Linked DNA regions of Homo sapiens: region 1 is linked to region 2. A link is a loop called in an ENCODE intact Hi-C map of the cell type or tissue named here. Cell type or tissue: PC-3. All regions are shown on one strand.

The links. Hi-C counts contacts between places; a loop is a spot of excess contacts. Peaks named below come from ENCODE experiments on the same cell type or tissue, not always from the same donor. Only the 100,000 strongest peaks of a DNase experiment are listed, where the experiment ranks them.
Region 1: a loop joins it to region 2, with 2.8 times the contacts of the local background. A loop is called at or near these places in 53 of 110 quality-filtered maps.

What each region holds. Positions count from the first base shown.
Region 1 is chr4:141,701,446-141,703,945 of GRCh38, forward strand. All of the region lies in intron 2 of IL15 (interleukin 15), which reads left to right. Among named protein-coding and RNA genes, the nearest start is that of IL15, 66 kb to the left of the region's middle. In PC-3, a CTCF peak has its summit at 1,276 (motif pointing right); no DNase peak of the experiment used is centred here.
Region 2 is chr4:141,348,860-141,351,359 of GRCh38, forward strand. No RefSeq gene overlaps it. Among named protein-coding and RNA genes, the nearest start is that of LINC02432, 17 kb to the left of the region's middle. In PC-3, no CTCF peak of the experiment used is centred here; a DNase peak (open chromatin) is centred at 1,432; H3K27ac peaks cover 1,441 bases.

The DNA of each region.
Region 1 (2,500 bases), 350 kb after region 2:
TAGTTATGTACTTGTTGTGTGGGCAAGTTCACTGTCTCCTATGGAGTTGGAATGGCAGGGATCTCTTGAAGTTTGTCTCATTCTCTTGTGATGTATACTTTATTTATTTAACTTTACTCCAGTATTTTATTTACTGAGTTGATGATTCAGGCTTCAGTCCAATAGGAGAGGTAGCCCTTGGTAGTCACTGGTTGTAGCTAAGGCAGGTGGGTACATGTAATCCTCAGTGGTGGGCAGGGATCCCAGCCTTGATGAAGGTGGCTAAGGGAGTTCTCAATTAGATGTCCTGAGGTTGTACCAGGATGAAGGGTGTGAGCTACCTCAGTTCCCCTGCCAGGCCAACAGAAAAGTTATCCACCTCATAGCCTCACTCCTGTACCAGTGTTCTGGCTATTCAGATCATACGGGCACCTCTTTTCATGTGTAGGAATGTTGATGCTCCAAGTAGCGGGGAATTGTGACCTTGCCTCTTATGCAGGCCTGAATATGGAGAGTACTCCCCCTGTTGGGCTGCAATCACCATGAATGGTTCCAGGAAGGCTGTCTATAGACGCATATACACTGCATTCTTGTGATAGAAACTCCAGTTGTGTCCGCAGTGATGTACCAGGGTTGAACAAGGATCTCTTCTCCAAGACCCTTCATGATCACAGAGGCTGCCTGCCTGTTGGGGTAGAGGTGCTGACTTTCTCTATTGTGCCCAGCTCTGCACTTGGGTCACTGCTGAAAGAAACATTCCACCAGTGGAAAGATCTGGGACTCAAGCCTGCTGTTCACACTCTTTTGTTCCATGGGGTGTTCTCTTGATATGGTGTTCTCTCCCTTCCCCTAAAAATGGGACTTCTTGAGAGCTGTACTGCAGTGATTACTATTGATCTTCTGGGTCTAGCCACCCAGTAGGGCTACCAGACTCTGGGCTGGTGATGGAGAATGTCTGCAAAGGATCCAGTGATGTGACCTTTTTTCAAGTCTCCCAGCAATGGATACCAGCACCTGCTTTGAATGGAGGTGGCAGGGGAGTGACGTAGACTGAGATTCCTTGGTTGTCAATAGGCTTAGTGTGCTGGCTTTCTTGAATGCTGGTTATACTAATAGTGAACTTGTCATGTGGACAGACTCAGGACCCCTGGATAGCCAGGGTATTGCAGGCAGTGGTGTAAGCTGAGATCCCACAGCTGTTTTCTCCTTCCTGAGAGCAGTGATATTCTGCTGAGAGGTATTGTGATGGCCTGAGTTGGCTGGCCTCCAGCCAGGAGGTGGCGCTTGCAAGACAGCATCAGCTGCAGTAGCAGCAGTGGGATTTGAGCTTGCTTTAAGTTGCCCAGGGGAATTATTCTGGTTTCTTAGGTGATGGACAGGGCTGTAGAGCTCCCAAAAGTTTATGTTATTTGTGTTCATCTACTAGGATGAGTGGAGAAATATCACCAGGTGAGGGCAGGGTTAGGTGGGTCTGAGCTCAGACTCCCCTTGGGTGGGGCCTGCCGCAGCCACTGTAAGAGGCATGGGGTGGTTTGCAGGCCACTAGGGTAATGATCCAGAGGTGAGTATAACTGCCTCTGCTATGCAGAAGATTTCACAAAGGGAGTGGGGAGTAGCCGGCAGCAGTAAGCCTCATCCAGCTCCTTGCAGTTGGCAAGGCCAATCTCACTCCTGAAGTGTCCTGCTATCAGCACCAGGTTTAGGTCCACATAACATATGCACAGAACTCAGACCTGCCTGAGGCCATAAGCTTCCCTGCAGAAATAGCAAGCATGACTTTTGGGTCACATCCCTCCTCCTCTCGTCTGCCCTCAAGGCTGGTCAGCAGTGCTCTTCCCACTCGCCACCAAGTTCTGTTGATGGGTGTACATCCCTACTCAAAATTATATCACAAATTCAGCTGGGAGCTTCTTTTACCCTGTGACCCCTCCCTGAGCTCATTGGCTAACTTTCTTGAGGGCTCCTGTGAGATATAGTCAGGAATGGCTTTCCTTGGTTCATACTAGAGACTCAGAATACCTGCAAGGCACTTCCTGCGACTGCTTCTACTTTTATTTTCACGAGGCTCCCTAAATTTGTTCCAGCTCTTGGTAGCATTAAGGCCTTCTCCTGTGGCCTGGATTTTCAGATTCCTTAGTGGGGATATGTGCTCAAAGGTAGAATCTCCCCGTCTCATACTCTGGGAACTTTTATTTTTTTTCCTATCTCATGGAGTAGGCTGCAGCCTATCACTTCTTTCAAAAGGTCTGTGGATTTTTCCAGTTTTCCCAGTGGGAGAGGCATGCTAACACTGCCTCCTATCTGCTATCTTGAAAAAAAAAAAAAAAAAAGGTGTATAGATCATTCACTTCCTTGGTTAAGTTTATTTCTAGGTATTCGATTTTTTTAATTTTTTGTAGCCATTGTAAATAGGATCCCTTTTTGATTTCCATTTTAGCTAATTCATTATTGGTGTATAGAAATGCTGGTGATTTTTAAATGTTGTTTTTCTGTCCTGCAACTTTACTGAATTTGTTAATTT
Region 2 (2,500 bases):
ACTATCCAATTCCAGACCATAAATAAAACTGCATTTGGTTTAATATCCCATCTCAATGGCTCACCTGAAGTGGACCAGCTGCTTCCCGTGGAAGAGGGGCAGGTAATTTTTCTATCCTCTTGCCCACTTATATGCTACTTATAAGTTGTCATTGCTGTTGCCATGGGAATGGAGTCAGAGACTAGAAAGGCAAAGGATGCAGGGAAGTTTATGCTAGCTCTGATACTGTAAGATGGGCAGATGTCTGCAGGTGATTTTCCCTCTTTGGGTTGCTTTGGTGGCTCTGCAGGGTCACCCCCTGTGGGGCTCATCTGGCTGCAACAACTGCAGCTCTCTAGCCCAGTGCTCAGCCCCTGGGTTTAGGGAACCACTATCCACTCTCTATTTTGGTTAGAGGCTCATTACACTTCCAGAAAGTCCTTCTTGGACAGAGCTAAAGGTGGCCCCCAGCTAGCTCTCTCCTGAGGTCCTCATCTCCTCCACCAGAAATACTTTACTGCCCAAAGAGCTCACCAGTTGCCCCTCCTGCTCCAGTAAGCCTGTCAGATGCCAGTCTTACCCTCTCTCAAGCTCCAGGAGACTTATCTCAAACTCTCCAAATTGGCCAAGTGAAGCCCTTTTTGCAAAAGATAGCACTCCATTGCTCCCCTTGGAGAAGGTGAAACTCAGTCTAGCAACACATGTAAACACACACCCCTCTTAACAAATTGTTCTCATCTCCAATATTTGGACCCTTTTGTATTCTTCAGTGGGTTTGGAACTGCCCAACTGGTTCTCTGATAGCTCCTTTGAAAATCTACATTTTGGTTTGACAATTCTCTTTGGAATTTCATATATTATATATTGTGGTGAAAGCTGAAAATTCCAATTTAATGTTAATGAGGAAAAACTCACTGTTTCCTCTACTCTCAACACTTCACTTCTGACACCAAATGTGTGGGATATATTTTTCCCACAGCAATCAGTTCTCTCTGGATGCCACTTATGTGTCCTACAATTCAGTTACGGTACTATCTACCTTGCAGTTAGTGCAGACCCCATAGGTTGAAGGCTCAGTCCCACAAGACTGGGCCCCCACCCCAACCCCTCCACTTCAGATGCCAGTGGCATGGCTTGGATATCCACATTACCCATAACATTTGTCCAACTTGGCTACAAATGGAAGGTTTACACGACTTTCTCCTGAGGTTTGATATTTTGCCCTGATGGCTCACAAAACTCAGGGAAACACTCACTTATGTTCACTGCTTTATAACAAAGGATATGATGAAAGATGCAGATGAACAGCCAGGTGAAGGCGAGGTCCTGAGCACAGGAGCCTCTGTCCCCATGATGCCAGGGTGTGCCACCCTCCTGTCCTGTGGATGTATTTACCAACCTGGAAGCTCTCCAAGCCCTGCCTTCTAGGGATTTTTTATAGAGGTTTCATCATGTAGGCATGACCAATTATTAACCCAGTCTCCAGCTCACAGTTTGAATTATGGCTTGGTGTTTCTGGAAAACAGCCCTCATGTTGACGTTATCCAGCAGTCCGCCAAGTGTTGCCTTATTAGAATAAAGGCACTCTTATTACCCAGGAAATTCCAAGGGATTTAGGAGATCTGTGGCAGGAACAGGAGGCAGAAACCAAATGTATATTTTTTATTATGTCACAACATCCTGTTACACTGTATCAGAAAAAGTATTATACCTCTCTTGGAAGACTGAGGGAGATAATTAGTAATAGGCACAAAGAAATCAATTATATAATAAGACTATTGAAAATTAAGCAATTTAAAATTCCACATAAACTGAAAAGTTGTATAAGAAAGGAAATTGCCTTCTTTCCCTTGCACCCCCTGCTGTACTACTACAAGCTACTCCTTGACTCATCATTCAGGGAATGTGAGTAAAGGGGATGGGCCTCCTTACCCCTAAATATTCTTAGCAAATTAATGTGGAGGTGACAGACTCAAAAGGTGGCTTTTCTCCTACCAGGTTGCCCATCCCAAAATAATAAAAGTAGCTAAATAAAATGCATTTCTTTTTGTAATTTGGTGTCATTGTCCTTAAAAAAGTGAGGCATGGTTACTGAACTCTTTGCCCATCCCATTTCTAAAATTGAAAACCTCAATTTCAATCCTGAATCTGTTCTCTGGCTCATTCTTCCTGACATCTACTTATTATACAAATATAGTCAATCTTTGGCTGGTTCCATGACTGACATCTTAGAACATCAAAATTAGGAATGGTATGGCCAAATTGTCATCTTAGTCCTGAAATATGTTATAAACCAAACGTTGGAAGAGAATGAGCACATTCATAAATAAGAATGGCTAGGTCTATAAAAGTTCCCCACCTTTTTTCATCTGCAGAAAATATTTATTTTGCAGGTTAGGGTTTTCCATCCGTCAGAAAAAAAGAATGGCCATTACTGTTCTTTTCACTTCACACAGGCAGACTCATTTGCTCTACTTTCTGTGACTATCACTGTTTTGTTTGTTTGTTTGTTTTGTTTTGT